Linked DNA regions of Mus musculus: regions 1, 2, 3, 4, 5 and 7 are each linked to region 6. Evidence: chromatin loops called from intact Hi-C (ENCODE). Cell type or tissue: heart. All regions are shown on one strand.

The links. Peaks named below come from ENCODE experiments on the same cell type or tissue, not always from the same donor. Only the 100,000 strongest peaks of a DNase experiment are listed, where the experiment ranks them.
Region 1: a loop joins it to region 6, with 2.3 times the contacts of the local background. A loop is called at or near these places in 12 of 42 quality-filtered maps.
Region 2: a loop joins it to region 6, with 2.1 times the contacts of the local background. A loop is called at or near these places in 3 of 42 quality-filtered maps.
Region 3: a loop joins it to region 6, with 6 times the contacts of the local background. A loop is called at or near these places in 30 of 42 quality-filtered maps.
Region 4: it touches region 6 in a loop (9-fold over the local background); 11 of 42 quality-filtered maps call a loop at or near these places.
Region 5: a loop joins it to region 6, with 5 times the contacts of the local background. A loop is called at or near these places in 4 of 42 quality-filtered maps.
Region 7: it touches region 6 in a loop (2.3-fold over the local background); 9 of 42 quality-filtered maps call a loop at or near these places.

Annotation. Positions count from the first base shown.
Region 1 is chr16:20,211,814-20,215,813 of GRCm38, forward strand. Yeats2 (YEATS domain containing 2) reads left to right here. Exons shown (of 31, transcript NM_001145930.1): 22 at 1,454-1,582; 23 at 2,578-2,679. Among named protein-coding and RNA genes, the nearest start is that of Gm41431, 23 kb to the right of the region's middle. In heart, a CTCF peak has its summit at 1,978 (motif pointing right); no DNase peak of the experiment used is centred here.
Region 2 is chr16:20,423,797-20,427,796 of GRCm38, forward strand. It overlaps Abcc5 (ATP-binding cassette, sub-family C (CFTR/MRP), member 5), which reads right to left and starts at 2,598. Exons shown (of 30, transcript NM_013790.2): 1 at 2,452-2,598. In heart, CTCF peaks have their summits at 2,208 (motif pointing left) and 2,417; DNase peaks (open chromatin) are centred at 585, 1,655, 2,215 and 2,615; H3K4me3 peaks cover 3,028 bases; H3K27ac peaks cover 1,978 bases.
Region 3 is chr16:20,640,072-20,644,071 of GRCm38, forward strand. It overlaps Eef1akmt4-ece2 (Eef1akmt4-Ece2 readthrough), which reads left to right. Exons shown (of 20, transcript NM_177941.1): 12 at 544-654; 13 at 2,204-2,302; 14 at 2,402-2,479; 15 at 3,275-3,378; 16 at 3,552-3,662; 17 at 3,782-3,849; 18 at 3,997-4,000. Ece2 (endothelin converting enzyme 2) reads left to right here. Exons shown (of 19, transcript NM_139293.2): 11 at 544-654; 12 at 2,204-2,302; 13 at 2,402-2,479; 14 at 3,275-3,378; 15 at 3,552-3,662; 16 at 3,782-3,849; 17 at 3,997-4,000. Among named protein-coding and RNA genes, the nearest start is that of Psmd2, 9.6 kb to the right of the region's middle. In heart, a CTCF peak has its summit at 2,333 (motif pointing left); a DNase peak (open chromatin) is centred at 2,320.
Region 4 is chr16:20,763,226-20,767,225 of GRCm38, forward strand. No RefSeq gene overlaps it. Among named protein-coding and RNA genes, the nearest start is that of Gm22741, 20 kb to the left of the region's middle. In heart, a CTCF peak has its summit at 2,136 (motif pointing left); no DNase peak of the experiment used is centred here.
Region 5 is chr16:21,190,844-21,194,843 of GRCm38, forward strand. No RefSeq gene overlaps it. Among named protein-coding and RNA genes, the nearest start is that of Ephb3, 12 kb to the right of the region's middle. In heart, a CTCF peak has its summit at 1,944 (motif pointing left); no DNase peak of the experiment used is centred here.
Region 6 is chr16:20,495,146-20,499,145 of GRCm38, forward strand. Eif2b5 (eukaryotic translation initiation factor 2B, subunit 5 epsilon) reads left to right here and starts at 3,672. Exons shown (of 16, transcript NM_172265.2): 1 at 3,672-3,951. The coding sequence starts at 3,769. In heart, CTCF peaks have their summits at 1,648 (motif pointing right) and 3,739; DNase peaks (open chromatin) are centred at 1,656, 2,246, 3,006 and 3,646; H3K4me3 peaks cover 2,073 bases; H3K27ac peaks cover 1,562 bases.
Region 7 is chr16:20,620,548-20,624,547 of GRCm38, forward strand. The region is part of intron 2 of Eef1akmt4-ece2 (Eef1akmt4-Ece2 readthrough); the gene reads left to right. Camk2n2 (calcium/calmodulin-dependent protein kinase II inhibitor 2) reads right to left here and starts at 731. Exons shown (of 2, transcript NM_028420.2): 1 at 479-731. The coding sequence starts at 647. In heart, no CTCF peak of the experiment used is centred here; DNase peaks (open chromatin) are centred at 834, 934, 1,294 and 1,914; H3K4me3 peaks cover 2,482 bases; H3K27ac peaks cover 1,987 bases; H3K27me3 peaks cover 2,849 bases.

The DNA of each region.
Region 1 (4,000 bases), 280 kb before region 6:
TATATCATTAAATAAGCCAGATATATTTCCAGATGGCTACTTTGTTAAAGCACATTCAGTGTCAGGGTAAGGGAGTGAAGACTACAGCTAAGGAGTTGGTTCTCAGACACCAAGCTTGGCAGCAAGTGCCCTTACTCGGTGGAGTCATGGACTCATTATATGGACCAGGTTGGCCCAAGTCTCCTGCCTCTGCCTTCTGAGTATGGGGATTAAAGCTGTGCACCACCCCACCATGATTGAGACATGCCTTTGGAGGTGCTTCCTTTTTCTCTTCCTTCCATATCCTGGCTCCAAAAAAAAAGAAGAAGAAAAAGCTTTTTCTATAGCATAGGCCCCAATAAGGTTAAGGAAGTCAGGCCTGCATGATATACATTCTCTTATATATAAACACCGAAATAATGAAAAAACAGAGACGTTGTTGAGATAATCAGGGAGGGTCGCAAGCATCAGCAGGACATTGGGTGACACTAAACACTGGTTAGTGTATAATCAGAACCTTTGCCGTTATATGGCTTTTCTTTTCCTTTTTGGTTTTCCGAGACAGTGTTTCTCTGTATAGCCCTGGCTGTCCTGGAACTCACTCTGTAGACCAGGCTGGCCTCGAACTCAGAAATCCACCTGCCTCTGCCTCCCAAGTGCTGGGATTAAAGGTGTGAGCCACCACTGCCCGGCGTTTTATTGCTTTTCAACTGCTTAGCATACAATATTTTCATTAAAAACAGGAATTTGAAAACTACAAACACCAGGTCATTGTCTTACTCCAAAGCCTGTGTCTTGGCAGCAGTTACTGCTTTGCCTTCCTGTTATGCTTTTTGTTGTTTTAGGACAAGGACACTTGAAAAATAAATTAGCCGGGCGGTGGTGGCGCATGCCTTTAATCCCAGCACTTGGGAGGCAGAGACAGGTGGATTTCTGAGTTCGAGGCCAGCCTGGTCTACAAAGTGAGTTCCAGGACAGCCAAGACTATACAGAGAAACCCTGTCTCGAAAAACCAAAAAAAAAAAAAAAGAAAGAAAAAAGAAAAATAAATTATAGCCGGGTGTGGTGGCGCACGCCTTTAATCCCAGCAGTCGGGAGGCAGAGGCAGGCGGATTTCTGAGTTCGAGGCCAACCTGGTCTACAGAGTGAGTTCCAGGACAGCCGGGGCTTCACAGAGAAACCCTGTCTTGAAAAACCAAAAAAAGAAAGGGGGGGAGGGAGGGGGAGAAGAGAAGAGAAGAGAAGAGAAGAGAAGAGAAGAGAAGAGAAGAGAAGAGAAGAGAAGAAAAATAAATTATTATATCAGAGTTTTACTGTAAAATCTCCATTATCCATTGCCTCCTGCATCCAACTTTTTATTTACTAAAGAGTGATTGTTCTGGGCACTGCTTGTGGGAGAAACTGGGAGTGTCAGAGAGGGCAGGAGCTTGAAGGAAATACCTTAACTGTACTTGACATTGTCTTTCCACTTTAGGGTTGCTAAAAGTTCATTCCGCTCAGTCCAGTCCCCAGCAGGCTGTCCTGACAATTCCCAGTCAACTCAAGCCACTAAGCATCAATACCTCTGGTGGCGTGCAGACTGTCTTGATGCCTGTGAATAAAGGTGCGTGCCACCCTGGTACTGACGCAGCTCTGTCTTGGGAACCCTCCTACCGGGTAGGATGTCTCTTGGTTTTGTACAGCTTGTCAGTTAGCCTTTATGTTTCATTTCATGTGCATGAGTGGGTGCATGCAGGCATATGAGTTTAGAGGACAACTTGTGAGTTAAGTTCTCCTTCTAGAGTGTAGGTCCCAGGGATTTAACTCAGGCCGTTGTGATGCATGGTGGTAAGCACCTGTGTCCCCTGAGCACTGTAGCTTGGCTCTGTCTGCCCATTTCTAAAGATGTGTCAAAAAAGAACACCTTGAGCGTTTGTGAGTTGGCTTTATTGCATTTTTATTTTCTTAGTTTACTGGCATGCCCTCATGTCCATAGTGGAGGCTGTAACTCAGTTATTCTGCCACTAGTGGGCAGCACAGCTTAAGATTGTGGTGTACACTTAAAATGGGCTCTTGACAACATGGAGTTGGGTTATTTGTAATAAAAATAATTTCTGTCTCAAGGAAGACAGGGAAGAATGTAAGTGCCATAGGGTGGGAGTAGGGTGAAGCTTTGTTTTCTGGACAGAGCATGGCCATTACACTCAGGAATGCAGTGGCCTTGGTGATCACCTACCCAGGGCTTGCACAGGGCTGGGCCTGTCAGCTCTGTCTTGGATAGGAGATGACCTTAGAAGTCCAGCCCCTCCACAGGGGCACTGTTGGCAGTTGATGGTTACTGAGAGAAAGGGGCGCCATCTTTAGTGGTCTAAACACTGTTGAGTAGATAGCTCCACACCATGGCCCATGTGTGCAGTGCTGGTTAAAAGTCAGTCTAAAAACAAAAAGACAGGGCAGTGGGAGCAGCTTTTGGGAGACAGGGAAGCTGGTAGCATAAGAGAACATGGGGGAATGAGTGTGGCCAGGATATATTATATGCATATATAAAATTGCTGAAGATTAAATTAAGGAAAATACTAATTTCTGTCACTATTATACTCTCATCTTTCTGTGTCTTAGTGGTTCAGTCGTTTTCTACCAGCAAATTACCTACTACTGTCCTGCCCATAAGTGTTCCAAATCAAGCTGCCCCCAGCTCTGCTCCAGTAGCAATTGCCAAAGGTATGTAGGACCTCACAGTATCTTTGTTCCAAAGGTTCAGCTTTGAGTTTCAGCATCTGTCAGCTGTTTGACAAACACATACTACGCACAGTGTCATAGTCTAAAGGAAATTGACATTATGGGGCATCAGGCATCTTTTTTTTTTTTTTTTTTTTTTGGTTTTTCGAGACAGGGTTTCTCTGTGTAGTCCTGGCTGTCCTGGAACTCACTTTGTAGACCAGGCTGGCCTCGAACTCGGAAATCCGCCTGCCTCTGCCTCCTGAGTGCTGGGATTAAAGGCGTGCGCCACCACTGCCCGGCATTATCAGGCATCATTTTTGCCTTCAGTTTATAACCTGGTTCAAGAAAGCTGCATAAATAGCAAACTGTGGTCGGTAAGTACCAGACAAGTAGTCTGAAAAGTGATTACTGGCATAGTGCAGTCCAGGATTTATGTCCAGGGCTCTCAGGGACAGGACTTGTATAAACCAGACTTTTAAAGAGTAGAGAACCCTTGAGCTGTAAGGAGGTCAATGGATATAAACTTGTATGGGCTTGTGTAAACCAGACTTTTGCAAAGTAGAGAACCCTATAGTTGTAGGGAGGTCAAGGGGGCATGCTGGTTTAAGAAAACAATAGAGACAAAACTTTAAGGACTTATTTTGGAGCTTGAGCACTTAGCAATCCATTTAGGCAGCATAGTTGTGAGAAGGGAGTTTTAGTGGGAGCACACTGAGCTAGCAGTATATCCCTGAATGTAAGAATCCCTGATAGTAGAAGGTGGGTACAGTGACAGTCATCTATGACACCTAGCAGTGACGGACTCATATAGTCAAAGCTTCGAGTGTAATAGTCCCCGGTGCCTGCTACTTTGTGGATACAACACTATCAGTAATTCTTGTGTCAGTCAGTCCTTCAGTTAGCTGTCACACCCTGGATTGTGTTGGGAATACACACACCTCCCATGTGCAGGAAACAGTGTGGTTTAAATTTGTACCAGGCTGCTGCTCTTGAGGCATTCTGGAATCCCGTCATCTTGGCAGGTGGATTTATAATTTGTTAAATGCTCATTTAAAGTAGAGTATAGCTGACTGATTCAGGGCCTGGGTTTGTAGGTAAAGCTTCATTGGCATACAATCACTCCCATTTGCCTTCATAGTATTTTTCAGACTCCCAAAAGTTTGGTTCCTGCAGAGACCGTGTGACTCACAACACCTACAGTATTTATGGATAGGGAACGTTTGTTTGCCCCTGAGCAAAATTTGCTGTGACAGCATTAATGCTGCTCCACACCAGACTAGTGTGTTTAATTTTGGACCAGGACAGAGCATCTTTTATTTTG
Region 2 (4,000 bases), 71 kb before region 6:
CAGCCTGGTCTACAAAGTGAGTTCCAGGACAGCCAGGGCTATACAGAGAAACCCTGTCTCGAAAACCAAAAAAGGGCTGGAGAGATGGCTCAGTGGTTAAGAGCACCAACTGCTCTTCCGAAGATCCTGAGTTCAAATCCCAGCAACCACATGGTGGCTCACAACCATCCGTAATGAGCTCTGACGCCCTCCTCTGGTGTGTCTTAAGACAGCTACAGTGTACTTAGATATAATAAATAAATCTTAAAAAAAAAATTAAGACCCTCAAATCTCCAATGAGGGCTGGACTGGCCATTTTGCTTATCAGAATTCTGGTTCAAGCACTGGAAGTTGATACAGATAAGTTGTTTATTTAAGACAGAAAGAAAGAAAGAAAGTAAGAAAGAAAGAAAGAAAGAAAGAAAGAAAGAAAGAAAGGAAGAAAGAAAGAGCACCTAGCCCAATGACTGTGTACACTATAAACAAAACCAAAACCAGCTTACTAAGCAAAAACAACGCTTGTGGCTCTGGCTCTTCCGAAAGCCAAGCTATAAACAGATCTGGCATCTGCCATTGTCATCTGGAAGAGGAAGATTACTCGCTACTTTAAAAATAGGCAAGAGGGGGCTGGGGAAGCTTAAAAGGGAGGAGCCCAAGGGACCCCATTCACAACACCAAACACATCAAGAACAACAGGGAAAGTTATCGAAGAACTGTACGAGGCAATGTTTTTTCTCAGTTGTGTGTGTTCAATCATATATTATGAAGCGGAACCGGTAAAGTGTACACACAGACTGTGGTAGCAAAGACAGTTTTGACAGAAACAACTGTTTTCCTAATGGTGAGATAAGATAGGACTTCAGTGGCCTATTCTAACTTCCCTAACCTTCCAGACAAAGCGAGTTTCTATAAGAATGGGGTATGGGGAATCGTTGTCCCCATGATCTTCACCAATGTCATAGCTTCACTTTCAATAAATAAATAAATAAAGGTGCAGCACCTTAAAGTATGCAAACACCTGAGTAGCCATAAAGTTACTGTTTCTTCACACTGAACACAAGGAGACCACCATCTTCTGTGTGTCTGGGATATGACAAGAAGAACACACAGAAGCCGGTAGAGTAGGGCTAAGGTGAATATGGATATGAAGCAATCAACTAAGAAAGGATTACTACACCAGGACCCTCTCCAGCCCAAAGAGCAATTCATACTTCCCATTTTCTAGACAACTCCCTTGCAGCTAATGTAAAGTCTTTTTATAAAACTAATGCTAACTTAGGCTCAGTGATAAAAGCATGTAGGCCAGAGGTTCTTTCCAGTCCCCAGCCCTGCCAAATCCAAAGGAAAGGGTGTGTGTATCAGGACTAGGAAAACCTGGCATATTTTGGTTTAAGCCAGCACTATAAAGGGAGAAAGAAGAATAAACAAAGTGGGGACTCTCACATTAGTACCCCGACTCAAAACTGACAGGGTTGGGGGCCACCTGGTTTTGCTCTAAAATTCTCTTTCCAGTGAAGAGGGGTGGATGTGACGATTCTGCAGGGGGGAGGGGCATTGTGTAGGCCTGGAGAACTGTAACTAACCAGGTTGGTGTTTCCAAGTTCTGTTATCGCAACATCTCTCAGGTTTTAGGCGCCTCAGGAAGCTCCTTCAGGCCCTGCAGCTACTGGAAGCTACTGGAAGCTACAAGGAAGCTGAACCACTTATCACGCCCCCCCCACCTCTCCCCCAGGGCCCACCTGTGCCTCCAAGCTCCCTCACCTGTCACTTACTCCAGAGACCCCAGTAAAACCCATCCATTTCTCCCTTCGGAACTCAAGACTTCCCCGGTCATTCCTGTGCCCACCTGCATCGAGACTCCCACATCTGTACGAAAACACCAAATCCAGGTGTTATAAACACAAAGCCACTAGCTCCTTTGCGTGTCAGCACCGAAAAGGACACTGGTGACAGAAGATCTAGGCTCCCATCTCTACCTCGGCTTCGCTGTGTGTGCTGATGCCACGTACCTCCACATACCAGTAGCAAAACAAACAAACAAAAAACAAAACAAAACATAGATAATGACTTACGTAGTAAGTGGCTGACAGCCTCCAGTCCCGGAGGGAGGTTGGGGCTTCTCTCTGGACAGCTCCGCCACCCGGCCCTAGGGCGTTCCCATGCCAGCCCCGGGCCTGCGAGCACAGGCTCCACGACCCACCCACAGCGAACGCAGCTCCCCCTGGTGGCCGCGCGGAGAGTGGAGCCGGCCGTGACCACCCATCAAACCTCCCCTCCTGCCTTCTAACATCTAGACCTCCGCACAGCCCGCGAGGTCGCCAACAAGCCGGGGACCGCGCGAGATCGGAACGAGACAGGCCCCGTTTCTCCCGTCCGAGGCTTCCCACCGCCCACCCCGCCTTGGAGAGCCCAAAGAAGTGAGCCCGTGACAGCCTCCGACACTGCATGAAAAAGGCGTGAACCGTCACCTACCTGCACCCCAGCCTCCCCACACGAGAGCAAACAGCCCGGGCACGCTCGCGAACATCGGACCCTGAGCAAAACAAGCCTTTATAGCGGCATAGTCCCCCACAACGCGCAAGCGCGATGCACAAAGCTTGCGCAAGACCGAAGGGAATCGTAGTCCCTCATCCGGCAGCCCCCAGCGCCGCACACCGCAAAAGACTACGTTTCCCAGAAGCACCGCTGGTGCCCGGGATGGGGTGCAGGCTGCTCACAGTACCCGCGCGCATCTCGTGCTGCCCCATCCTTCCCCGGTTTCTGATGCCCAGTCTGGAACCTTCTCTGCCTTAGTCACGGGGGCTGGGCAGGCGGGTCGGGGTAGCCGGTGGCGCTGTATTCTCTGACAGCCAGAGGTTCAAAGTCAGGAACTTCCAAATCTATGCGGCGGTTCCACGTGCCAGAAAACATCGTGAAGGTCATCATAGCCTGCTTCTGTCCAGCCCCAACTCTTAGCTGTGGTGTCACTTAATGGGTGCATGAGTCCTCCACGTTCTGCATGAATGGTACCTTTGGATCTTTTCTCTTACCCATCTATCTCAGCTTCTTGACTTCTAAGTAGTGAAATGCCAGAATCGCAATTTCCAAAGTGACAAGGGATGTCAAAATGATATACTAACTAATCAATCTATTTTTATAAATAAATGTAAAGCTCCCGAGGCATTAGTCGTTTTATTTTTTCTATTTTATCTATTTTAGTATCATAATATAAAGACTACTCTATTGCATGCCTCCCAACCTTTAAACTACCCGGGGCTTGTTTATGGTTACCCATTTAAGGGATTTAAAAAGAAAGTAAACTGGATTGTCCATCATACAACTACCTAGTTAGCTACTGTGAACACTAATGTCATAAAGCTGGACTTATTGACAGGATGTATATTTGACACACAGAAAGCTCAGGAAGATAGGCAGTGTTCAGAGCTGGGCTTTCAGGAAGTTGGATCATGAAGACTCTGAGTTAATGAACGGTTTAATATTGACTGATTGTTCCATGTCACTATTAGAAGCTAGTAGAATATGAGGACTTGGAGGCTTGTTAAAGGAAGTTGGTCCCTGGAAGTATACCTTTGAGAGATGTGTGTTACCCCTTCCTGTCATGATGTTCAGCCTTGTGCCGAGCACACACTAACAAAACCAGTTCACCATGGATAAAAACCTGAGCCAAAATAAGTATTTTCTCCTTTAAGTTCATGTTTTCTCCGGTATTTGTCATATTGTCATAATAACAAAAAGCTGATTATGTTTCACTATTTTAAAATTAAGATATATATTGTTGGGGTCAAGGAGTCGCCAGACAAACCACCAAACACTGATCTCAGGCAGACAGGGATAGTTTATGGAGCGTATGTCCTGGGACTGACTGATCAGGGTCAAAGACCAGACTCAGGAGCTGACTGCAACCTCGAGCCAGAATCTACAGAGCTTTTTAAGTCTGAAATCCACAAACATCTGTGTCAAGTTCTTCCACCAATCAGGATTTAGGGATAAGGACTTCCTCTGGAGCAGGTCTTTGTTGTAC
Region 3 (4,000 bases), 140 kb after region 6:
GGACTGAATCAGAAGGAAGGTAATGGAGGAAGCTGGGGTGATCCTGGGGTTTCAGGTAGAGTGAACTGATTGCATAGAAGTCTGAACTGTAGAACTGAGCAAAGAAACATTTAATCTTGGACCAGCAAGATGGCTCAGAACATCCAAGGCGCTTGACACCAAGCCTGATGACCCAAGTTCAAGCCTCAAGTCCCACGTGGCTGCTCCTTTAGGTTGACTTCCAAGTGCCCCCTCCCCAATAAGTATTCATCATCATATCATCATCATCATCATGGAAACTTCTGAAGTCAAGGAGGGCTATTAGGGCAATAACAGGAGTGGGAACAGAGAATGGAGTGGGTAGCTCACCTATCTCTCTATTGAAGCTGTGCTTCTGGGTCCAGTGCAGTTTGAGATATTGCCTTACATATCTCTGGAGTCTGAAGCCGAAATGGCTCCTAAAACCCAAGTCAAGCTGTTGTCCAGCTCTGTGGGACAGGAAGAGAGGCCTTCGGACTAGAGGTCCTTGCTATCTCTGGGACCCCGCTCCTTCTTCCTTTTCAGTCCTGCACTCCGAGGTGGCAGACCTGCATCTCCAATACAGATGATGCCCTTGGCTTTGCTCTGGGTTCACTCTTTGTGAAAGCCACATTTGACCGACAAAGCAAGGAAATCGTGAGTCTTCATGTTTCTAAAACTACCCTTTGATTTGTTTAAAAACCTGCTGGTCATTTATGTGTATGCATAGGAAAATTGGGAAGGGATTTCACTAAGCAGCACATTGGGGGGTGGGACTATGAGGTGTGGGGTTCCTTGCATTTTTCTGTAATTTACAAAGTCTTATACTAGGTTTATGTTACCTATGTAATTATCAAAACTTTCCAGGTGTGGTGGCATGTGTCTTTAGTCCCAGCACTTGGGAGGCAGAGGCAGGCAAATCCCTGTGAGTTCGAGGCCGGCCTGGTCTACAAAGCAAGTCTAGGACAGCCAGGGCTACATAGGGAAACCCTACCTCGAAAAACAAACAAGCAAACAGAAATAAAAGCAAGGGGGCTGGAGAGATGGCTCAGCAGTTAAGAGCACTGACTGCTCTTCCGAAGGTCCTGAGTTCAAATCCCAGCAACCACATGGTGGCTCACAACCATCTGTAATGAGATCTGACTCCCTCTTCTGGTCTAAAGACAGCTACAGTGTACTTACATATAATAATAAATAAATCCTTAAAAAAATAAAAAATAAAAGCAAACCAAACCAAAAATAATACTTAAGAGATAATAATAGGTGATAATAATATTAAATATTAGATATTTATGGGAGACCTGAGATGTCCAATTATGCAGTAAAGGAAAAATAAATAATAGGATGGATTATGATACCACATTTAAGTTGAAGATAAATTAGTTATTTATTTAAAAAAAATTAACAGTCTCACATTTTTTAGATGGTTCAGTTGGCCTGGAATTTACTATGAATTCCAGGCTAGAACTTGCCTCAGCCTTCTGATACCTAGAATTTATTTTTTAGATTAAACAACTATGTCTGGCTTTAATTTTTTGATTAAAAGAGAGACTGGTAATGCCAGTATTGCATCTGGAGCCCTTTAACATGCCTGACAAGTTTGTTACCCCCAAGCAAGAAACCCAACCCTGAGATGAGGTTGGCCTGGTACTTGCTGTTGTAGACCATGTTGGCCTCAAAGTTGTGATGCCCCTTCTTCTGCCCCTGCCTCTCATACCTGGCCTACTGAAACATTTTAAAGCAGAACGAAAGCAGATTGCAAAACTATATACACATTGCATAACACAGTTCCATATTCTGTCTGAATTTCTGGGGTAGGAAAAACACTAGAAATAGTCAGACTGTTAAAAGAAGATAGCTGTGTGATGAGATTATCAGTGATAAGTTTTCCTCAGTTTTCAACTGTACAAAATCTGTTCATTTGTCTCCTATCTAACCAGATAAAGAACAATGTAGATAATGAAAGTATATTAATTCACCCAACTGCCAATTTAAATGTTTACTTAGTTACTTGGAAAAATGCCACCCACAATGACAATAATGTCCCCTGTGGTGGTCCCACCCTCCCTGCTGGGCAGCCTTTCTTCAGGACTCTTCATAATCCATGACATCCTGGATAGACCAGGATGGAACCCAAGGGCCAGTGGAGGGCAAAGAGGCAGTCAGTGCAGGGGAAGCTGACTTGTGACCCTCCCCTCTCCCGCAGGCCGAGGGGATGATCAATGAAATCCGCTCTGCTTTTGAGGAGACCCTGGGAGACTTGGTTTGGATGGATGAGAAGACCCGGCTGGCAGCCAAGGAGAAAGTAAGCCATGGCTGTGTCGGGGGCGCCATCTTGAGGCGGCGACAGCCCATTGAGTTTTGCTGGGATCTAGGAGGGAAATCCTTACCTTGGTCTCTGTAGGCAGATGCCATCTATGATATGATTGGTTTCCCTGATTTCATCCTGGAGCCCAAAGAGCTGGATGATGTTTATGATGGGGTGAGTACCTCTGCTCACATACTAACCTTCAGATCCTGCGGCTCTGGCATTGTACCCGGCCTCAGCAGTAGAAGTTCAGGCACTGAGGACAGAAGGCAGATACAAGTAATTAAGTTGTCTAAGTATAATCTCTGTGCCAGGTATGGGCCAGTTGACAATAAAATATAGCATTAATGAAGGTTGGAATTTGGAGTGCTTCCTGAGTTGACCATGTTCCTACTTCTGTGTAAGATTGGACAGGACATATAACTTGGGCCTCAGTTTCATCTGTAAAATGGGACTTTAGTAATACTCACCTTGCTGGGCTGTAATGGTGCAAGCCCTTAATCCCAGCACTTGGGAAGTAGAGGCAGATGGATCTTCAATTTTATGGCCAACCTGGTCTACAGAGGAAGTTCCAGGGCAGCGAGAATACACAAAAACAAAGCAAACAAATAAAAGGGACTCAGCTTACAGGGTTGTAAGAACAAAAGAATGTAAGTTTAAAAAAAAAAAAAAACGTTGAATGTGGTGGCTCATGATTTTAATCCCAGCACTCAGGAAGCAGAACTCTTAGTTCAAGGTCTTGTCTACATAGTAAGCTCCAGGCTAGCCAGGGATGCAGAGTGAGACTGTCTCAAAACAAAACAAAAGCAACAACAAAACAGCCCTTGAAACTTAAGTACCTTTAAAATACTGTCAATTAGCTGTCGACAGCCATCTTACAGTAGAGGAGACAGAGGCTTGCTTCGAAAGCTCCTGCTGGGATTCTCCAACACGTTCTCACTTGCTTTCTCCCTTCCACTATTCCCATAGTATGAAGTCTCTGAAGATTCTTTTTTCCAAAACATGTTGAATCTGTACAACTTCTCAGCTAAGGTGATGGCTGACCAGCTCCGCAAACCTCCCAGCCGAGACCAGTGAGAATGAGCGGGCAGACGTGGGGCAGCCAGAGAGGTAGACCAGGGCTTTGGGGGATGGAAACGAGGAGTGGTTCAAGGCCCTTGAAGGAGACAGGCAGGGCAGGCCTTGGCTGTCAGGCTGGGAAGCATAAGGAGAGTGAGGCCCGTCAGCCTCGTTCTTCCTCCCTCAGGTGGAGCATGACACCTCAGACCGTGAACGCTTACTACCTTCCAACCAAGAATGAAATCGTCTTCCCTGCTGGCATCTTGCAGGCCCCCTTCTATGCTCACAACCATCCAAAGTGTGTCTGAGGCAGGAGGGTCTGGGTTCTGGGGTCATGTGGGTGAACTGGGAGAAGACCTGGAGGGGAATCAGGAAATGTCCCTGCTGTGACCTTATTCAGCATTCCTCCTCTACCAGGGCCTTGAACTTTGGTGGCATCGGCGTAGTGATGGGCCATGAGTTGACACATGCCTTTGATGACCAAGGTAGGGGCCCATTCTAGAATTCCCAGTGACTACTACAGTGATATGGGGTGTTGGGGGCAAGTCTTAGGGATCCTGGTGTCTTTGGGCTAGGGTTGTTTGGGGTATTTGTTCCCCCGTGGGTGGGTTGCAAAGATGAGTTCTTCTCAGGGCG
Region 4 (4,000 bases), 270 kb after region 6:
TTTAATGTGTTAGATTTCTATAATATTGCATATGGTCAAACTGAGCTGTATAAAGAGAGAAAAACCTCTCAGGTGACTTTGAATGGCTAATGTGGTTAAGACAGCTTTCCTCTTTCTTTGGTCCCCTGGTAGCTAGTCTCAATTCTGTGATACTTGCCTCTAATCGTGAGGCTAGCTATGCAGGCAATGTATTCAATCTTGACCTCTATTCCAGCCACAATCTTCTTGTTAAAAAAAACAAACAAACAAACACGGAGGGGAGATAAAAAAGGTAGGAGGCACAGAGGTCTCTTTGCTCACAGATAAACACTACAGGAATCTGGAACGTTAAACACACCAGATTGTTCCTTTCAGGGAAGGAATACAATACCTGTTTTCCACCCAGAAGGATGGGAGTGGATGTGCTTTCTAGTCTGGTGACCTTTGTACTGTGTGGTTAGAGACATTTCCGGTACCAGATCCTTCCCAGACCCTTATCATAAGTTTGTTTTTTCTAGTCAATCTACAAGACCAATCTTTTTTTTTTTTTTTTTTTAAGATTTATTTATTTATTATATGTAAGTACACTGTAGCTGTCCTCAGACACTCCAGAAGAGGGAGTCAGATCTTGTTACAGATGGTTGTGAGCCACCATGTGGTTGCTGGGATTTGAACTCTGGACCTTCGGAAGAGCAGTCGGGTGCTCTTACCCACTGAGCCATCTCACCAGCCCCAAGACCAATCTTTATGGACTTTACCAATAGCTTCGCTGTAGTCACGTCTGATCTGTGTTTGGCTTACTTTGTCCCTCAAGGAGATTTAAGCATGCTTTGTGGTACATGCGGGGCTGTGTCAATTATCATACATTTAGTTTTCACTAAATTTTGCTGTGCTTAAATATGTCTAAAATAACCTCCTTGGAGTTAGACTTCTGAAGTTTGATCTAGCACTGGCTACTGAGCTGAGCTGAAGTGTATTCCTTCCTTCTGTGGCTTTCCTCTCTCTCTGCAGCCTGTTAAGGTTGCAGAGACCCCTGAACGATGCCCTGGAGCTGGAGTTACAGGTGAACTGCATAGCAGGTACCGGGAACTGAGCATCTCAGATCCTCTGGAAAAACAGCAAGCACTCAGGTGTTTTTCCACATCTCCAGTGTCTTTCTGTCTGTTTACATGTCGTCTGTCTGAGATAGAGTTTCACCATGCAGCCCTGGCTGGCCTGGAATTGACTGTTTAGACTAGGCTGGTCAGGAGCTCAAAGAGATCTGTCTACCTTTGACTCTCTAGTGGTGGAACTAAAGGACCACACCAACATACTTGGCATAATTTTGAAAGATTCATTTTGTTTATAGTTATTTGTGTGCCTGTGTATCTGTGTGTGGGTAAGTCCATGTGAATGCCTGTGCCTGAGGCGCCCAGAGGTGCTGGATCCTCTGTAGCTGGAGTTACTGGCGGTTGCATGCCCAGCTAATGTGAGTGCTGGGAATTACAACTTGGGTCCTCTGCAGTAAGTGCTCTTAGCTGCTGCACCATCTGCAACCTCTCAAACTGAACACTTTCAAGTTACTAGCCATTTGTATTTTTCCTTTTGGGAACTCTGTTTAGTTTTGTAGCTCATTTTTAGACTGGGTTGTTTTCTTTCTGTTTAGCTTCTTGAATTCTTTCTAGATCCCAATGCTCCAACAGGTACTTCTCCCATTCTGTAAGGTGCCTTTCCACTCAAGTGACCATTGCTTTTCTCGTACAAAAGCTCTGTAACTTAATGATACCCCATGTGCTGACTATGCAATCAGACTCCTTTTCAGAACACCCCCCTATACCTGTGTTATAAAGTTATTCCTACTTTTTCCTCCAGTAGTTTCAGGTGTGTGTTGGGGTACCTGTTCCTCTGGAAAAGGATGAGACATAAATCCAATTTTATTTTTCTACATATCCAGTTTTCCCAGCATCATTTGTTGGTGATGCTGTCTTTCTCCAATGTGTCTTTTGGCATCTTTGTCAAAAACCAGGTGTCTGTATTTGTGTGGCCTTGTATTCGACTTCTCTATTTTATTCTGCTGATCTGTGTGTATTTTATACCAGCACCATGCTGTTGTTAATACTGCTCTGTAGTATTCCAAGTTTAGGGTCTCAAACCAGGAGCTCTAGGGCTGCTGCCCCCTGGTGGCGGCTTCACTAGCAACGAACAATCAACACACTTCCATAGGCCAGCCTCATTTTTCCCTGTGGCACAGGCACACAGCGCCCACTCAAAGACACTAGAACCTCATTGGCCTCAATACAGATAGAGATCTCAGCCCACATCGCAGCTCTTCCGTGCTGGACAGCTCCGACTGCACTGTCTCCAGGTTGGCCCAGGCTGTCCCATCCTCTTTGGCCAGTGACTGCACCCAGAATCCTTGCTCAGGCTGTCAGAGCGGCTGCGCACAAAGTACTTAGCGGTGGTGCTATCTTTGGCTACCAGGTTGCAGGACCTGCACAGTGGGACCCTAGGACGTCAGGATGTTGGCACCGTTGAAGAGCACCCGAGTTGGACAGGCAAAGGTGCAGGATTGCTGTCTGACCCAAGGAGGGCAGGGAGGCAGATGCGGGGTATAGGAGCATGTGGAGCATCAAGTGGTGCAGGTCCTGTGAGCTGCAGTGCATACAGAAAGTCAGGGAAGAGGACAGGACTCCAGAGACACGAGTGGACACACTGGGACCATAGCAGCGTTGAGTTAGGGTGAGGAGGACGTACTCATATGTGTCTATGTTCATCAGAAAAGCTGATCTGTTATCTCTCTGTGTCTCTGTCTCTCTGTCACCAGCTTTGTGAAAGGAGTTTGATAATGCTAATGTTATTACTTTTTTATGTTGTGGAATAGAGAAGCATTGGTTTTAGCCTTTTTGTTTGTTTGTTTTGAGACAGGGTTTCTCTGTGTAGCCCAGGATGTCTTGAAATTCACTTTGTAGACCAGGCTGGCCTTGAACTCATAGAGATCTGCCTGTCTCTGCCTCCTGAAGACTGGGAATAAAGGCCTATGCTACCACTGCCCAGAGGTTTTAGCTTTTATTTGAAGGTCTAGTAAAATTCATTAGTGAATTCATCTGGATATATATATATATATATATATATATATATATATATATATATATATATATATATATATATATATATTGGGTATGGGAGGTTTTTAATTGCTACATCAATACCACTGGCCTTTTTTTTTTTTTTACCTGCAAAGATTTTATTTTTAATTATGTGTATATGTGTGTATACATGGTGAGTGCAGGTGCTCTCTGAAGCCAGAAGAGGGCATTGGATCCCCTTGAGCTGGAATTATGTGAGCTGTGAGTACTGGAAACTGAACTTGGGGTTCTCTCCAAGAGCAGTATGCACTGTTAACCATCGAGAATCTCTCCATTCCCTCAACATGACTCAGAACTCTGTAAATTATTTTTATCATCTTGGTTTAGTTTTGGTAGGTCTTATGTAGCTCTTTTTTTTTTTTTTTTTTAGATTTTAGGTTTTCCAATTTAGTGGAAGACCTAATGGTTTTCTTTACAAATTTTAATACTTACTTATATTATCAGGGTTCTCTAGAGGAACAGAACTTATAGAATGAACATATGTATATACATATATACACACATACATATATGTTGGAACATTTGTATATATGTATATTTTGTTTCTTTTCTCTCTCTCTCTCTCTCTCTCTCTCTCTCTCTCTCTCTCTCTCTCTCTCTCTCTCTCTCTCTCTCTCTCAACAGGTTTTCTTTTTGTAACCCCGGCTATCCTGGGACTCACTCTGCAGATCAGGCTAGTCTTGTATTTGCAAAGTTTCCCTTGCCTTTGCAGAGATTGAAGGCACTTGCCACCACTGCCCAGGTGTTGAGCATTTCCTTAAGTGCTCTCAGCCATTTACATTCTTCTTTTAGAATTCTAAATCTGTACCCCATTTTTAAATTGGGTGATTTGTTTTCTTCATGTTTATTTTTAAGTTCTTGATATATTTTGGGTATTAGTCCTCTATTGATGCGTC
Region 5 (4,000 bases), 700 kb after region 6:
GGGGCATACATGTTCCATGACATGTGTGGAGGTCAGAGGGCAAACTGCTGGGGCAGTTTTCTTCTATCATGTGGCTCCTGGGTACTGAACTCAAGCCATCCATGTTGATATCAGCAGCTGCTAAGCAACCTTGTTGGCAGCTTGCTTTATTTTTGACACACAGGTCTCCTCCATAGATGGCTTGCTTGCTGGGTAGGGGTGGGTCTCAGTGTGAGGCTCCCCTAGAGCTTACCCTCTGCAGACATCTTTGCCCACCATTGAGCACCTCAGTGCTCTAGTGTCTGTTGGGTCTAGGTTCAGCTAACAGAGCTGTTTGGAGACCCTAAGAGAGGGCAGTCCAGACAGCAAAGCTCTTGTGAATGCAGATGGAGAAAGAGAGAAAAAAAAAAAGAAAAAAGAAAATGGAGCTGCTCTCTGCTGGATCCTCATGCCATTTAACCTTTTTATTTTTACATTTTATCACCTTTATTTGAGGGTTGTTTTGTTTTGAGCCAGGATCGGCTGGATGGCCTGGAACTCACCTTAGACTTGTTGTGACCCTCCTGTCTCTGCCTTTCAGGTGTTGAGATTGCAGGTCTGGGTTATCACACCTGGCTTATTTTGGGCCTTTTTTTCCCCCATATCTGCTCAATGGCAAGTTTCTTCAGGGCAGAATCGGAATTCCAGCTCCTCTGCCTACTACTATTTGAGCCTAGACAACGCACTTTCCACCTGTGAGGCTTATTGTCCTCCCTTAAGAAGCTGGGACAATAATTAGCCCACAGTGCAGTGGTGAGCAGTCACAGGGCCGTCTCCAGAGCCATGCTCATTCTTCTCGCCTCTGACCCTCTAACAAAAGCTCCCGGACTCCAGTCTCAGCACCGAGTAAATCTGCTAATGTGCCAGTGGGTATAGACGAATGCATGTAGCCCTCGGGGGAGCATGTGGTTAACACGTGTGCATTTTAATGGGGGTTCTTTTACAGCGGTTCTAATGCTCCGTGGATTGTCTGGGGCCGTGAGGGTTGTTCTCTCAAGTTGTAAACTCGCTGCTACTGGTTCCGCCTTCTTCTGAGTCTGCTCTACAAGGAGTTGGGGGTGTGGTGCATGCGCAGGGTATGCACGCACTGTTTATTTGGAAAAGCTTGATTACGTTTGGAATCACCTAGGAGACACATTTTGAGATTTGTGAGGGTGTTTCTAGAGAGGTTTAAGTGAGGAGGAAACACACTGGTTGTGGGTAGCACCATCAAATGGACAATGGTCCCAGACCAAATAAAAAGGGGAAAGAGGGGCTGGAGAGAGATGGCTCAGTGGTTAAGAGCACTGACTGCTCTTCCAGAGGCCCTGAGTTCAATTCCCAGCAACCACATGGTGGCTCACAACCATCTGTAATGGGATCTGATACCCTCTTCTGGTGTGTCTGAAGACAGCTGTAGTGTACTCATATACATAAAATAAATAATTGGGTTTTTTTTAAAAGGGGCAGGGGAAGCTGAGCATCTTTCTCTGCTTCCTGACTGCAGATGTGATGTGAACAGGTGTCTCACACTTCCTCAGCTGTGTCTTTGCTGCCATCACGGACTGCACTACTCAAACAGAGCCAAAATAAGAGTTTCCTCTGTGGGTCACATCTACGAAAGAAAATAATACAGTATATATTGTTCACTCGATGTGTGCATGTAGTTTATATGGTGCACACATGTGCATAAGTGTGGTATGTGCACAAATGTACAGGAACAGGAAAGAGCAAGCCTCCTGGGCTGCCTCTCTGAATTCTCAACCCCCCTTTCAACTTCCCGTGGACAGTACCCATGCCCTGACCTTTGTGTGTTAACAGTAGCTTACAGCTTTATGCTCACTGAAGGTGGAGCTCGCTCTGCAAGGACTGAGAGAAGAAGAAAAAAAGCAGTGAGGCTAAGAGCAGCAGGAACAGTTTCCTTGCAGCAGTGTTCTAGTGCCCTCTAGTGAATTTTCTCTGAATTTCTCATGGCTTCTAGTGGCTTTGAATCCAAACAGTTCTACCCACCAGCGGTTAGTCCTTCCTCTCCTGGCAACTAGTGGGACTCAATAGACCCGAGCCTGCAAGAAGCTATGTGGAGGGCTGATGTGGGGGAAGCAGACTTGTCATTCTCTTGGCAGAAGAAATGCTTCAACCTCATCTCTGTAGAAAGAAAAGGAAGAAATAAATATTTACATGGTCAGATATTTTTAGAAGCGGTTTGTTGAAAAAAAATGCAGTAAAATATGAAAGAAAAGGGTGGGAGCTGGGGGATGGCTCACACTGCTCATGCAGGAGATCAAAGTACAGTTCTGACCACTCTTGTTGGGCAGCTACAACTGACTCTTTAGGGCTCTATAGGCACCTGAACGCATCATGTGTACCCCCATGAAAACCTCAGCAGGGACGGGAGTGTAGAGCCCAGCCTAGCACCCCACACCCAGGAAAGTTGCCATGCCCATGGAGCCAGAGGCCAGAGTTCCTGTGAGTGAAGACAGTCTTCAGTGATTTGCATGAGATTTCTAAATGGAATATGACTAAGGTTATGGACACCTAGCTTAATTTGGAAGTGTGTTATTCTTGAGACCCCTGGATCACAATTCCCTCACTTTTATCCCTCAACAGCTGAGTGACCATGAATGTCATCTACCTGTTGGTCCTGTGAGTGGGCAGAGGCAGGAGATACATGAGGTGAAGGGGAGGAGGAGGGGGGGGCATCCTCAGCTCTGCTCCTACCAGGTAATACCAAGAAAAAACAGGGCTGTCTTTGTGAATGTGTAAATGTGCACCAGCTCACCCCAGACATGCCATGCAGACCTGGAACCAACCTCCTAAGTCCTGCTGCTGCTGTCAGGGTTTATTATGGAAAGAGGCAAGATCACACTTTCTTCTAGGGAGCAAAGTAAGGGTCATGGCCACTGTTGAGGTGGGTACTATGGGAACCCCCATTACAGAGAAGGAAACTCTTTTTTTTTTTTTTAATTTATTTATTATATATAAGTTCACTGTAGCTGTCTTCAGACACTCCAGAAGAGGGAGTCAGATCTCGTTACGGATGGTTGTGAGCCACCATGTGGTTGCTGGGATTTGAACTCTGGACCTTCGGAAGAACAGTCGGGTGCTCTTACCCACTGAGCCATCTCACCAGCCCGAGAAGGAAACTCTTAAGTGAGCATGCCTAAAGCCCCTGGAAGCCAAGTACAGGACTGGAGTTAGAAAGCAGAACTGTCTCCTGGAATACTCAAGACAAACCACCACCAGCTAAGACAGAAAATACTCCTGACAAGTCACTGTGTTCTTTCTATTGGTCCCCGCACCTTTCCTGTCTCCCCACAGCCACGGCTATGAATCCAGTTTGTTACTGCAGACACGTTTACTGTTACTGCTGCAACCCAGCGTGCTTCTGGACCTTCCACAGATACTATTGCCCAACGGAAATCCTCCGGCAAAGTCCTCTTTTCTCTGAAGTGTTCTCGGCGTAAGTTGACCCACTTGAGGGTTGTCAGTGTTTGCTGTTATCTTCACTTTGTGATGCTTTGGGTACCTGCTCAACTTCTGAGCTAAGCCTCCAGCTCGTTGATGGTTTTTCTGAAGCCGTGACCTGTTTAAGGACCTTCAAGTGGCTGGCAGGACTTCGTTTGCCGATAACGCCGCTACATAGGCAAGCACCCTGGGCCATGCAAGAGCTTCACACAGGTACACATCCAGGAGTTCTCTCTGGGTTTGCAATTTACTCTCATGTCAGCAGCATGTCAATTCTGCTGGTCCACACTCTCTCAATACTGACAGATCACGTAGACAAGCCAAACCCTTTACACTGCTTAATAGCTCCTTGTGGTTACAAAACAAAATAAAACAAAACAAAAACAAACAAACAAACAAAAACGCTGGAGAACGGTGGCACAGGGAATCACGTGTGGGCTCTGTTTTGGGTAATCCCAGGCTCAGCAAGGTCCAGATGGAGGTGACTGTGCTGCTGTTGATAGTGCACCATATCCTGTGTAAAACATGACATAGGGGA
Region 6 (4,000 bases):
TACCAGCAAGAATGGACTCAAACAGAAGCTCAAGGACAATTTAATTAGAGTTTAAAAGAAAAACCCCAGGGCAGGCAGGCTGTAAACCCATTAGCTGCTTGCTGGTGGGAGGTGGGGGTGAGGAGAAAAAACATTAGAGCCTGCATGCAAGTCAGAGCCATGGTGAACAGACAGCCAAATGGGTGGGTGTGAGGGAGGCAGAAACAGCAGCAGCCCAGAGTACCAAAGAAAGTATCCTTAGTTGTTTTTGACCAGTATCTGAAAAAGAAAGTAAAAAGGACCTTCCTGAGTCCTAACTCAGACCCAATGAACTTCATGGCTGTTTACTTGTATGGACTGAACTGGAGCTAAGAATCGGGGGAAGAAGCTGAGCGTGGTGGCGCACGCCTTTAATCCCAGCACTCGGGAGGCAGAGGCAGGCGGATTTCTGAGTTTGAGGCCACCCTCCCTGGTCTACAGAGTGAGTTCCAAGACAGCCAGGGCTACACAGAGAAACCCTGTCTTGAAAAACCAAAAAAAAAAAAAAAAAAAAAAAAAAAAAAAAAAAAGAATCAGAGGAAGAAAAAACACAGCATCTCATCAAGGGGAAATTATTTTACTCTTTAGTGCGGCTTAAAGAGAGCCCAGACTTCCTAGGGGTGGTTCCTTGCCAAGTTCCTGACCTGGAATGTGAGGCCTCCATCCAGGATAGAGATTCTGTCCTCTTGACCTAAAGAACCTTTTACTTCTCAGATCTGTGTTGTTAGTGTAGCCTCATTGTTACCTGCTGGCTTCCACGGTGGCTTTACTTAGGACAATCTCTGGCTATATTAAGGGTTTTTTTTTTTTTTCTGTCACCAACATTTCCCAGTAAGCATCACTGTGTTGCTTTCCTGTGACCTACATATTGTGCAGGCATTGGGAAGGGCTGGTCATTTCTACTAATTATGTGTGTAGGAAGGAGTTCCCAGACCAAATTACTGATGCCTAGTGGCCACCTATATGGAGACCAAAACACTTCAGTGTACCAAGGACTCAGGATTTCCTCAGTCCAGGACTCAGGATGTTCAAAGATAAAACTGGGACAGTACTGAACAAGCAAGGGCAGTCTACATCCTTTCCTTTCCTTCGAAGAACACACCTTCCTTGGGGCAGTTGGGTAATCAGCTAGCCAGGAACAACTTCACACTATACCAGTAACTTCTGACCGCTGTGGGCTGGAGACCTTGGGCTGGCTCACAGGATCATCATTTCTTTCTCTGGGCAATGCTGTCTCAGAAACCTTGTGTTCTAATCTCTTCAAGAAACTCAACTTGTCTTTGAGTCTGAATCTCAGAATAGGAAAAAAGACTCCTTTACTACAGGGCCTCTGACCTCCATATACATTACAGATGTTTCCTACCCCACAGTCCAGAAAACCTCCACGTAAAAAAATGACTTCATAGGCTGGGCATGATGATCCACGTCTTTAGTCCCAGCACTCGAGAGGCAGAGTCGGGTGGGTCTCTACAAGTTGGAGGCCAGCCTGGTATATACAGTGAGCAGTACCAGGGCAGGCAGGGACATGTAGTGAGACCTTATGGCAAAAAGAAAAGAAGACTTCATTTGTCATAAAGTCTATGACATAGACTCTGGGAATTGGTGAAGGCTCACTACATCACACTGATCTGTAGAGGGCAGTGTTACCCAATTTCTCAAGCCACTGAACTCCACATTCAGCATTTCCGGGATCCCGTGTTTGAGCAAGAGTCTGTGTGCATGAGAAGTTCCCACAAGTGCACATTTTTCTTCTTCATGTAGATCTGTAGCGCAAACAGTCCCCCAGAAGGTATATTTATACTTAATTTTATTTTGGTCGTGTTTGCCTACTTGTTTGATCAGTTGTCACGAGGCATTGCTACAGCTCTCACTTGAGATTCCCCCTGTCTCAATCGGTTTTGGAAGCATACGCTCTTAGGTGACCTGTCCGACTTCGATTTAATTGAAATTTTTTACTAAGCTTTTCCCTCTCTGTACTAACGTTTTCAGAAGCAAACGTTGTCCTCATAGCACCCTCATTAACTGGGCGAAGGAAGAAATGACAGGTTTCTGGGTTCCACAAGGAAGCTAACGAGTAGCGATACACTAGAAACATAGGCTCACCACTCCACCGGAGAACATCTGCGGGGAGGTGGGTGGAAGCAACAGAGGGAGTTGCCGAAACTTGCGGGCTGTGGGATTAGCAGAGGTTCTGTTGCTGATTGGGCAGATTACTTACTGGAATTTTTGGCTTGACAGAATTACGCCCAGCCTGCGTGCCATTGCTTCCTCCGCCTTAAGCTTGATTTATAAACTGCGGCCACGGCTTCTTTTACCAAAACCTGCTGCTCCACTTCAGTCTAGCCTGAAAAGCTTGCTACTACGCCCCAGTCCTACCCAGTTTACTCCTGCTCTTAGATCCAGCCTCATCTGGGATAACGCTTGTGGAACTGAAAGACCCACAACGTGAGGACTCCCCCACGTTCTGACTCAGGAGAGGCGACACCCCAAAATCACCAACGAGAAACGGTCTTGCTGCAAATTGCAAGAGGATTTTTATTCAAGAGCGCTCTCGGGCCCACGGTCATACACCACGCAGGGGTAGAGGACTGTGGCGCCCCGAGTAGCTGGATAAGGGGGTATTTAAAGGAAGGAACCACAACTCAAGGAGGTGGGAAGGGCGTTGTTGGAAAATACCAAAAATACCAGTTAAGAGTCACAAGGAAGTACAGAGTCACAGGTGTCACAAGGAATACCTGGTAATTGTTAACTCTCAAGACAGTTTCTAAGAGCCCCTAACGATAGCACATTTGCATTGCAGGTTCCAGCAATGGTCAGAGTGGGTCAGGGTGACTTTCTTTGAATTAACACTCTTTGAACCCAGGAAGCCGGTGGGTGGAGGAATGTCGCTATCTGTTTTATGATTAGCATACCTTGGAGCACTGAGTTTACTACTCTTTCAGAACCATGGGAGTCAGATGAGCTCCAGCAGCAGTTTTTCCACTCACTAGTTGGGCGTGCTCCCTTGGTTCCGATTTGAGGGTTTAAGAAATGCCTGTCGCTCTAGGTCGTATTTCTGGCAAGGGGGGAGGGAGCACCCATAATAGGTGTGTGTTCAGTAAAAATCTACAGCCTGCCTCCATGTCCAGTATTTGTGCAGATCGTGGTTTCCCTCCCAAAGATGCCAGATCCCCTTAGATTACTAGACTGCAAGTGGGGAGCTTCATTTTATATTTAGATTTATGTGGATGAGTGTTTTCCACAGGCATCCAGTGCCCGGTCGAAAGTGTGTCGGACACCCTGGAATTGCAATTGTGAATAGTTGCTTGCTACCACGTGAGCGCCAGGCGCAGAACGTGGATCCTCTGCAAGAGCAGTAAGTGCTCTTAACTGTTGAGTGATCTCTCCAATCCCTGAGAACTACAAATTTTATCCTACTCTGGGCAGAGGAGCTGTAGGCTCCTGCCCAGCGATCACAAGCCTATCCAGCTCGCTGCCTTCTTAGCTTGTCCAATCCAACAGCACTCACTGACTAAGTAGACAACGGTGGGATCTCACCCCTCTGGGGTGCATACACCTCCCAGTAGCACCTACTGCGGTCAGCCACGCCCTGGTCTTGCACGGGGTGGGTGGGGTCTGCTGGTACACACATGCGCATTCCTTCCTCTTTCTCTCCCTGCAACTACACCTTCGCGTTTTGACTGTGAGTCCTTTTTGTCCCCTACTGCGTGCCGTGTGACTTCCCGGCGGACGTGCTGGCTGCGAAGCAAGATGGCAGCCACTGCGGCGGTGCCTGGCGCTGCGGCCGGCCGAGCGAGCAAACGCGGCGGCGGCGGCTCGGGCGGCGGGGGAACCCAAGGTGCGGAGGAGGAGCCGCCGCCGCCCCTCCAGGCAGTTCTAGTGGCCGATAGCTTCAACCGCCGCTTCTTCCCCATCTCCAAGGACCAGCCTCGGGTGAGCACCCGGCTCGCGAGCAGTCTGCCGGCCTCGAGGGTAGCGGGGC
Region 7 (4,000 bases), 130 kb after region 6:
CGAACTGAGCTCAGATGAAACTGTCACCTGGTGTAACCCTTTCCTCTACCTGAATCCCTGTTTTGATAGTGCCTTCCTGAGTCCCCTCCCAATACAAACAATCAAGACGACCGAACCCCTGGCCTCGGTGCCCTCCAGTAACATCCACCTACTCATCTCAGCCCAAGGAATTGGCCCACCACCTTGTGTTCCCAGTGCCAAGCAGCCCCAAATACCCTAAGCGGCCCCTCCCCCTTGACCAGGAGCCGGGGCTCTTTTTCCAGAAGTGGAGAGCTTCGAATCCGGGACACAGTATTCCCGGGAGAGGGAAAGAATGGGACAACTCCACAGCAGGGACCCTCCCCACCCCGGGCGGGTACGCAGCTGGCTGCGCTGGTCTGCGGCAAGAGCAGCTGCCACTTGACGGGGAACGGCAGCCTGGGGACGCCAGGCGAAGGGTTTCTGGGTCAGGCGGCGACTCCGGGCCCGGGCCGCGTACCTCTCTTGGCTCGGCCGATCTGGCCCAGCTTGGGGGGCCGCTTGGCCTGGTTGCCAGCGAAGAAGGAGTTGGTGTCCTGCAGGCGGCAGCTGAAAGAGAGGTCGGAACCTTCGGGGTCTGCGCCGAAGCGGCCCATCTTGTCCTCACCGTAGGGTAGGATCTCGGACATGGCGGGCACCGGGCGGGCTAGGGACTGCGGCGGGGCACGGGCAGAGGCTAGCTGCCGGACCGGCCCTAGCTCAGCAGGGGAGCCGGCGGAAGGATGAAGTCATACAGCATCCGGGACTGCGGAGCCGAGCGGGGCCTCCTCCCCCGCGCCTCCGCCTCCCGGGCCGCTGGGCAGGCGGCGGCGGCAGCGGCGGGGACCGGGCGGGGGCGGGGCGGGGGCGGCGGCGGCGGCGAGAGCGGAATGACGATGAGCGCCCGACTGCGGCAGAGAACGGCGGGCGGGGCGCGGTGGAGGCGGGGCGGGAACCGGCCAGCGGAAAGAGGCGGGGCCCAGCGGTTCGAGGGAGTCCGGTGATCCCTGGAGTGGAACGCGCGGCCGTGGGAGGTTCCCGCGAGGTGGCCGGGAATGGCCGCCACGTGGGCCCGGGGGAACCGCAGCGGCCGGTGCAGGCGACAGCTAGGCGGGAGCGGCTAGCCGAGTGCTTAGGGGAGAAGGGGAGTGACGGCACCCGCGGTTAGGGGAGAGCAACAGAGAACTGAGCGCCAAAAGCTGGGGGCGCGGCGGGGCCCCAGAAGGCGACGGCCAGGCTGGCTGTGAACACAGCCCTGGGCTCTGAAACGCGACCGGGAAAGGGCCAACTACGCGTAGAGAGAGGGGAAGGAACCATCCGACTGGAGCGCGGGAAGAGCTCGGGCCTGGGGGTGGTGCCACCGTGCTTGGCGCGTTCCTGTATCCTGGTTGCGCGTAGGTCTCCATCAGTTGGCCAATTTGTATTCGACTGTCTGAGCATCTGTCAGTCTACCTCTGTGTATCTGATCTTGGTCTCTGTGTGCTAGTTTTGAATTTCTGTATCTGTCTGCATACCTGGTCCCTGTATGAGTACCACTGGGTCTGTCCCCCGAGACTGCGTTGCGGCCTTTCAGGGGAAGGATCTTAAACACTGCAACCGCAGCGCGCGCCAGAATAGACTCCCCACAAACCCTAGGACCGCTGTTGGCGCCAAAATCCAGACTCAAAGCGCCAGTCGCTCCACGCGGTTCCCTCAGCCTGGGAGGCTTGCTCTAGCTGGCAGTGTGGGAGAAATGAATGGCAGCGTCGCGGCGGGCGCCCTGGATGCGGATGACGCAGGGAAGCCCGGAGTGCCTGAGCAAGAGGCGCGCGCTAATAAGCATCAGCAGGGACAGGGTGTCCCCCGCCCTTGTTGCTGGGGCCTGGGGTAGAGTTCTCTCCCTCCCCTGAAAAGAACACGCACACTTCCTTTCACCTCTTGCGCCCCCCGCCCCCCCACAAACCCCGCCCCTGCCCTGCTAGCAGTCAGCTGCAGCGTCACCCGCTCTCTGGCGCGAGAGGGCTCTGGCGCAATCACTGGCCTTGGGAGGGAGGGTGTGTCTCACATTCACTCACAGTGACGGGCTGGTAAAGACAATAATGACGCTATTGCTTTTGCCCATGCTCCAAGCAAGACACCTTCCCTTTAGTCCCGCCAAATCACGCTAGTGAGATTGCTGGGTTGCTGATTTTTCTCCCTTCGGGTGTTTAATGCAAAGGTCTCTGCTGTCAGGACTCTGAACAGGGCCTGTGGGATAGGGAAGAGGAGTGATTGAGATTACCTCTGGGGTGTAGCCTAACAGGGGTTCCTTCTAACACTCCTGTACGCCATCTTTTTGGCTGGGAGGAATGGTCCCCAACTGAGCCCTGGGGTGAGAAAGACTGACCCTGACATCTGAAAGGAAGGACAGAATAACTCTGGGTGATCAGATTGTCCAAAACACCTCCTTCCCCTGGAAGTTGCACAGCTATGACTTTCAATCCAGAATCTGCCATTTTCTGAATGACCTTGAATTGAAGGCCCAATAATCGTGTTTTTAAAAATCATTTGTGTTGGTCCTGGTGGAGTTGGCCATTCATCTCTGTGATCAGTCAGGCTGATCTCTGTGAGTCTGAGGCCAGCTGCATCTACACAGTAAGTTCAGGGCTACATAATGAGACCTTGTCCAAAAACAAACAAAAATCATTGCTACTTATATAACTTTAGAAAAATAAAGCCACCAAAATCTTAGCAGTATACTCTTCATCTTCCCAATAAGTGTGTCATGTGATCTCTCTGAGCTGCGATTCTAGTTTAAACAGAGAAAATAGAAGCTATTCATTAAGGCCAGTTTTGTGGGTGAAACAGCCCTGAGCTAAGCTGCATTGTTTCAGAACTGAGCAGCCACTCACCTAAATCGATGAAGAAAGAACCCTGGGATTCTTGCCAAGAATGATAGCATGTGGGAACTGAAGCAAATCTCTCTCTAGCAAGAGAAGAGAGATAAAGTCAATAATTTAATCTGGAATTCATTTTTATTTTATTATTTTTTAAAGACAGGGCCTTACTGTGTAGACCCAACTAGCTTGAAACTTGTCCTATAGCTCAGGTAAGCCTTCCTGCCTTAGCCCCCAATGTTCTGGGGTTGCATGGTTGTGCTTCCACACTCAGTTGGGTAGATTCTTTTTTGTTTTGTTTGTTTTGTTTTGTTTGAGACACGGTCTCATTATGTAGCTTAAGCTGGTCTGAAACTTGTATAAACCAGCTAGCCTTGAGCCTCCTAAGCAATCTAATTTGTGTCTCCCTCTGCAGTGGAGCATAGTTAAGCAAAAAAGACCCAAGTGCAGAACTTTAAAGATATTATAATACTAAATGTGCATAAGTTCCACTTATGTGTGAGAAATTTTCCTTATATTCTTATCTTCTACGCAAAAGTGTGATGTTCTGCATCTCTGCTGAGATAAAGTTTGGAGTATTGTAATAGCACTTTAAATGTTTTTATTGACAGCCTCTCACTTGGGGCATAGTGGCACACTCCTGTAATCCCAGCACCCAGAAGGCTGAAGAAGGATCGGAAGTATGGGCTACATAGTGAGTTCAAGGCCACCCTGGGCTACATTGAAATCCTTTCTCAAAAACAAAACAAAACAAAACAAAAACAAACAAACAACAACAACAACAAAAACAACCAAGGACCAGTGCTGAAGTTCAATGATAAAGCAGCTTGCATAATATGCATAAGGCTCTGGGATGGTTCCCCAGCAGGGAACAGCAAGATCAAACTACCACTGATGATAGAATCCATTTACCAAGGATCACACTGGAGCCGCAGACACAGCAGTGGACTCTGATACACTAGTGTAGTGATTAATGAACTGTTGAATGGCTTGTACAAGTTATACAAGTGAAACTTGTCCTATAGCTCGGTAAGCCCACCTGGCTCAGCCTCCAGTGACTGGGGTTGCATGGTTGTGCTTCCACACTCAGTTGGTTAGATTCTTTTTTGTTTTGTTTTGTATAAGTATGAACACTTAAGTTTCCCAGT